Linked DNA regions of Homo sapiens: region 1 is linked to region 2. The links are chromatin contacts, found by POLR2A ChIA-PET in ENCODE. All regions are on one chromosome and are shown on one strand. Each heading gives the region's core, a stretch centred on a gene start or an enhancer-like site at or near the end of the contact. The rest is flanking DNA. Distances are from core to core; before and after follow the strand shown.

The links. ChIA-PET counts read pairs that join two places held with the same protein, here RNA polymerase II (POLR2A).
Region 1: POLR2A ChIA-PET joins it to region 2 with 14 read pairs in BJ. The contact joins two enhancer-like sites. POLR2A ChIA-PET finds 5 or more read pairs at or near these places in 3 of 52 experiments (B cell, BJ and GM12878).

Annotation. Positions count from the first base shown.
Region 1 is chr3:56,752,818-56,756,266 of GRCh38, reverse strand. It overlaps ARHGEF3 (Rho guanine nucleotide exchange factor 3), which reads left to right. Exons shown (of 10, transcript NM_019555.3): 3 at 1,116-1,286; 4 at 2,701-2,763. Among named protein-coding and RNA genes, the nearest start is that of ARHGEF3, 47 kb to the left of the region's middle. Within about 2 kb of position 1,251, at least 21 of the 41 ENCODE cell types and tissues checked have a DNase peak (open chromatin) inside an H3K27ac peak, as active enhancers do.
Region 2 is chr3:56,632,525-56,636,022 of GRCh38, reverse strand. It overlaps TASOR (transcription activation suppressor), which reads left to right. Exons shown (of 24, transcript NM_001365635.2): 18 at 2,057-2,979. Among named protein-coding and RNA genes, the nearest start is that of TASOR, 49 kb to the left of the region's middle. Within about 2 kb of position 2,221, at least 3 of the 41 ENCODE cell types and tissues checked have a DNase peak (open chromatin) inside an H3K27ac peak, as active enhancers do.

The DNA of each region.
Region 1 (3,449 bases), core at 2-2,501, 120 kb before region 2:
GGAGCACAGCAACCTCATTGCTTTGGCAAAGTCTCCAATAAGTGTGATGAAATCTTCTAGGATGAAGACTGAAAATGATGCACTCAGCTTTCTTCTGGATCATTTGTATTTGTCATGAAAAGCATTTTGGTAGCATGTTTAAGTCACACAGGTGGACTTCTGCGGCCTCTTTGGGAAATAGGAAAATACCTCAGGGACAGGAATCATGTGCTGCAAAGATGGTATTTAGTATGTGTATTAGTCAGGACTTTTCAAGTTGACAGAACCCCAACTGAGATAATAGAAAGGGAAATGTCTTTCTATATGTAATGAAAATGTCTAAGGGTGGTTCTTTCTGGTTTCAGGCACAGTGGGATCCAGAGGCTCAAGCAGTATTGGTAAAGCTTGCTCCCTTCCTGCCTCCATTGGTCACTCCATCCTTCATTCTGGGTCTCTTTATTCTCTCCTGTAGCAGACAGATGCTTCTGTGTAACTAGGGAGAGTTGCTGCTGGAAGGCCCTGCTTGTGTTCTCTCTTGAACTCACAATCCCAAAGGAATACTCTTTCCTCCTTTCTCCCGTAACTCATGTGACAAATTTCAGGGAATCACATGCCCATCCCTGAACTAGGATGGTGGAATACTCTATTGGTCAGGTCTGGGGGTGCCCACCAAAACTATATGTAATAGGATACCCAAAGTTAGTGGGATTCTATTTATAGAAGGAGGAGAGTAGGAGTACTGGCCAAATGTTTGAATAAATAAAGGCCATCCACTATTGTTATCTCTGGTTCTTTTAAAGAGGGGAGATGTCCACTGGAAAAAAGTAGAGCTCATCACGTATCCAAGAACTGCCTTCATGCGTGAGTTTGGCCTGATATGTGCTTGCACTATAGTCCACTTGGTATCCAGGTCACACAGAACAGATACTCCCAGCACATGTTCCAAAGCAGCCCCCTGTCCAATTTTCCTTAGCACGTAGGCTCAAGACAATGCCCCACTTCCCAAAGGCCTTGTGGCAATGTCCTCTTTTTCTTTCACATATATGATTTATGTTCCGTCAACGACAGGAAACTGCTCAAAGATCCACCCAGTCCTGCCGCTGCCCCCGTGATGGTTTGTTTTTCTCATTGTTTAGCGCTCCATTAGCTTCCGCAGTGAGAGCCGCCCTGACATCCTCGCCCCCCGACCCTGGTCCAGAAATGCCGCCCCCTCGAGCACGAAACGGAGAGATAGCAAGCTGTGGAGTGAGACCTTCGATGTGTGCGTCAATCAGATGCTTACATCCAAGGAAATCAAACGTCAGGAGGTAGGCTCGGGGCCCATGGAGCTGGCTGTGTGTCTGGAACAAAGGTGCATTGCAGCGTCAGCCATGCTGGAATTTGCGCCTTAGTCTCCAAATCAATTCTTCATTGCGTTTGCAGAAGGATAAACAAGAGTGTCTGACCTTGGGGAAGGAACTGAGAAACCAGAAACCAGCTGGGAGGGTGTGGCCCCCACTTTAAAAAGAAACTGATGTGAAAATATGAATTTACAAGAAGATGAAACCAAGTGTCTATTTAGGATTCTGAAGTTCACAAAAATAATCATTTTAGTTATATTTTGTTAGCAACTTATAGACTATTTTAAAATATTTAGTTTACATAGCTTTGATTCAGCTTCATGGAAAACTTCCTTTCTATAGAATCCAGTTAATTTCATTCCCGGTAAGTTTTCTGTATCAGTTGCCCTAAATGACTCTGATAATATTACCCTGTATAGAAGAGCTTGTTTAAGTGCTTGTGCCAGGCTGTGCTGAGCACTTCATGTGTGCATCATCTGATGAGATCCTTGGAGTATCCAGCTCAGGGTTGTGCCTCCACCTGCTTTGTCCTCAGTTTACCAAGCAGCCCCAGGTGGAGGGAGCTTTCAAAGCCTGACCACTGTTTCCCTATATCCTGAAACACAGTAGACCCTGAAATATCGTTACAAACTTGTACTCCTTTAATAATGTAATGTTTGCTGACAGTTTGACTTCCCAGATGGAAGTGAAAGAGTGTTCTGTGCATCATAGCTCTTTAGCATGATGGCTTAATAGAGCCAAATTAGAAACGGTCCATTTACCTACTCTTCCACACAGCCAGCGCCTATAATTTTATTTGTTGTACCTGTGGGGCTGAGAAGTGGTTTAGAATGAATTAACTTCACCAGGTTGTATTTGGAGTGATAAAATGTTGGATTCTTCCTACAATCTCAGCCTCAAGGCAGTGGATAATACAAATAAAACTTTCTGCTGAGATTCGCCTTCTGTCGAGTAGAAGAAAAAGTGGGGATGGCCCAGTTAATAATACTGCCACATCCATTATCTAGAAGAGCCTCTGAATCACTTCTTATGATGGCCTCTCACAACAAGGGTACCAAATCCATGGCTCACACTGTAATTATTTTACCTAAAATAGTTCCCTCTTGTTCAGCTGCATCAAAGTTCTGTAACATGAAAGATGACTTTTTGGACTAGAAATGTGTAGAAACTTTCTCCCACAAACAGAGAAGCACAATATGCAGCAGTTTTGCAATATCTTTTCATTGCAGGTTTAAGCATAGATGCATTTGCTTCAGGTTAACGTAACTTAAAATACTTAAATATGTAAATTTGGGGTTTTGAGTGGTGGAGCCAGCACTATTTGAATATGGTCTTGTAAATGAAGGGAGAATTCAGTGAATATGTTTATCTTTCCTTGCAGGCGATCTTTGAGCTTTCCCAAGGAGAAGAAGACTTGATAGAAGACTTGAAATTAGCAAAAAAGGTAAATTTAAATCCAGCAGTCACTTGAGTCAAGTCACATTTTTTTTCTTGAGTAATTTCACAACCCTAAAGTGGTGCTTCGTGAGAACTGTCTTTATGACTAAGACTGGTCTGCTACCACACACCAAGCAGTGGGGAAAGTGTTTCAAAACAAGAGGGCAGAATAGCTCTCCAGACCTGGCACCTTTAGGGGTTTACCTCTGTATGTCTCTAATGCATGTCAAAGAATACTTCAGCCTAAATCAGAAAGTGTCCATGGAGGCCTCGCCTTATGTATATTTCATTGTCCTAGAAGTCTCATATGTAGGACTCTTTGCCCATAGGAGAGAATGTGTGCATGTCTGAAACTTGAACTGAGTCTTAGAAATAAAGCCATTTGAATCTCAAAAGTGAATAAAGTGAAATGAGGCAATTGCATACTATCATATAAGTTGGGGTCTTTTATATAGGAATTTGTTTTCTAATCAACATTTTGTGTGGGGAGGAGGAGGACAACAAACCTTCCTCAAAAACATTTTCGTTCCAGTGGCACAGCCCCCCAACTCCATGGCTTGGAGGCTAAAATCCAGACTCCTTCATCTGATATTCACAGCCTCCTCGAAGAATCACAGGGTTGGAAGGCTACATCCCTTCTTTTAAGGGTTTTTAGTCTTTCTGCTAAGATGAAATTCCACCTCTAGCATTCCT
Region 2 (3,498 bases), core at 972-3,471:
CAGTTAAGTTCTTAATAAAATCATACAGGGAAATTTGTGCAAAATAAAATTAGGTTGTGATTATTTATATTTTATAAAGGGATCTATTTGGTTTAGAGGTTTTTAATTATGGAAAATTCTCCATGTGGATTTAATTTATATTTCAGGTTAAAAATATTCCCTTTATTTATAACCCTTGAGGAGTAAACTTACTGGTTGTTGTTTAGCTATACATTTTGGGAGCCACTGTTGCATTTAAAGTAATAAATAGCTGGGTGTGGTGGTATGTACCTGTAATCCCATCTACTTGGAAGACTGAGGCAGGAGGAATTGAGGCCAGAAATTCAGGGCCAGTCTGGGAAACATAGTGAGGCCCCATGTCTAATAAATAATTCAGAATTTTTTAAATTAAGGTAGTTCTTCGCAACCCATATGTTTTATGAGATGCAATTCAATTTTTTTTCTTTGAATATATCAGATATTTGACATGATACGTAATTCAAGAAGTCCAAAAATACTTAAGAAAGTAATACTGCCCCAGCCCGGAACACTTAGATTCTTCCCCATATATTAGCCATGGTTACCAATTTCTCGTGTATCCTTCCAGACACTTTATGTGTACTAAAGCACATTTTAATGTTGGAGATTTAAGATACTCAGGATATTTAGTACTCCTAATTATCTTATGAAACTTGGATTTTCTGGTTTATCAATTTCATACAGTTCTAATTCTTATCCTGGCACGTTGGATATTTTGTTCCCCTCTCACCTCCGCCTACAGACCCGCCTTGGGTCTTTTCACTGTGCTGACAAATTGCCTTTGCAATAGTTAATGAGTGTACTGGTTCATGATAACCACCAGGATTGGTAGAGAATGTCATAAGCTCGACTCCTAGTGAGGCTATTTAAACCTTTAGAAAAGTGTGATGAGTGTGAGCAAAATCTTCACTGTAAGTTTGAAAACTACCTGTACCTGGACTTTCTGATTTAGAGGCACCATTTCCTATACTACAGCAGCAATTTGTTAGGGAATGTTGGCCAAGGCTTAAAGAAAAACAGTAATTTTTTAGCGGGTAAAATTGTGTATACGTCTTCTAAGCAAAGATCATGAGTTTTTGTCCTTTCCTAAAATATAACACTAAAATTGAAGTTAAATATATTTTTCCCCTTGTTGCTTAAAAATGGAATTAGAGTTCCCTTTTTCAAATGTAGTTTCAAAAACATACTGTGTTTGAATTTAGGATTTTTTTGGGGAAAGTATGATCTTTTGGATTGAGCTGTTTGTCAAGAGTGAAAGGTTTTAATCTCATTAGTATCAGCTAACCTTAGTATCAGCTAACATCTGTATCTCAAATGAGGTATAGCTATCTTTTCTTTTAGAATTATTTCCAAACAAAAGGAAAATATTTATGAAAGGACTGTCAAAAATGTGCAGCTGTGAAATATGTTCTTCTCTTGTCTTATTATTGTTCCTTTTATTTCCTGATAAAATGAAGTCCCTGACATTACAGGAAATCTACTTAGCAACCTCGTAAGTGAGAACAAGTCTGAAAGCAGATAAAATTAATTATCCTAGATCCTAGATGCAACTTTTAACTTGGCAGTTATTCCCACAGCATTTCTGTTTGGTATTCTTACAATTGCCTTACACTCAGAATTCTTACTAAGGGGCCATTACCATAGTAGATATTACTTGGCAAATAATAAATACAGGGATTGAGCAAGCTGATGTAATTGACTGTCTTGATTTAAAATGTGTATTAAACTTAGATCTACAGAATGGTAGGGAGGCAGAAACAAGCAAATGACTTAATTTGTATTGATGCCAAATTGGTGCTTGCTTGAGCGCTTCAAAATAGCAGAGTTGTTAACACTAGCTACAACTCTAAGGACCATCCCATAAGTAGGGCACATAGGGAATAGAATTCATACCAGAATTTTAGGATTTTATTTTACCTTCTAATATATAATTAGTTCTAAATGTGTGTTAACCCTTTTTTCCCCCAATTTAAGGGTTTGTGTTTTCATATCTTATCTTTTTGGATTGCTCTTATAATAATGAACTCTTCCTGTATAGGTATGAAATCACCAGAAGAACAACTGGTGTGTGTGCCACCACAGGAGGCCTTTCCTAACGACCCCCGGGTAATAAATAGACAGAGAAGTTCTGATTACCAGTTTCCATCCTCTCCATTTACAGACACACTAAAGGGCACCACTGAGGATGACGTGTTGACAGGTCAGGTGGAGGAGCAGTGTGTGCCAGCAGCAGAGGCAGAGCCGCCTGCAGTGAGCGAAACCACAGAGAGGACAGTGTTAGGAGAGTACAATCTCTTTTCTAGGAAGATAGAAGAGATTTTGAAGCAAAAGAATGTTTCATATGTCAGTACAGTTTCCACACCTATCTTTTCAACACAAGAGAAGATGAAACGGCTTTCCGAGTTCATATATTCTAAGACTTCCAAAGCTGGTGTGCAGGAGTTTGTAGATGGTTTGCATGAGAAGCTAAATACTATTATTATTAAAGCATCAGCCAAGGGTGGGAATTTGCCACCAGTCAGTCCTAACGATTCTGGTGCTAAGATAGCATCGAATCCTCTGGAAAGGCATGTCATACCAGTTTCCTCAAGTGACTTCAACAATAAACATCTCCTTGAGCCACTGTGTAGTGATCCTTTGAAAGATACCAACTCTGATGAGCAGCATTCCACTTCGGCTTTAACTGAAGTAGAAATGAACCAGCCTCAACATGCCACAGAGTTAATGGTGACTTCTGATCATATTGTACCTGGTGATATGGCCCGGGAACCAGTAGAAGAAACAACAAAATCCCCCAGTGATGTAAACATTTCTGCTCAACCAGCTCTTTCAAATTTTATAAGCCAGTTAGAACCTGAAGTATTTAATAGTTTGGTTAAAATCATGAAAGACGTCCAGAAAAATACTGTGAAATTTTATATTCATGAAGAAGAAGAGAGTGTGCTCTGTAAAGAAATAAAGGTAACTAAACCAGAAGGTAATAGTAATGCTGTACAAACTTCTCTTGTTGGTGTGACCTCTATAAAATGGAAGTTTTTTGTATTTAAATGTTTTGTGTTTAAATGTTAGGCCAGGAATGGTGGCTAATACCTGTAATCCCAAAACTTGGGAGGCTGAGGCAGGAGGATTGCTTGAGGCCAGGAGTTCATGACAAGCCTGGGCAACATAACAAGACATTGTCTCTTAAATTAATAACAAAAATTAGGTGTGGTGGCACTCTACTGTAGTCCCAGCTGCTTGGGAAGCTCAAGTGGGAGGATCACTTGAGCCCAGGCATTCAAGATTACAGTTAGCTATGATTGTGCCAGCCTAGGTAATAGAGTCAGACCCTGTCTCTAAAAATAAATGTTAATTGTGTATTTTCATAATTTAACTCAGGGTGGAATAAAAGAGTGGTAAGTCCAAGTAAATTCAGAACTTCTGATCTATGTTAGAATTTAGAATCTTGTTTTATAGTGTCATTTATGCACATACCTTTTA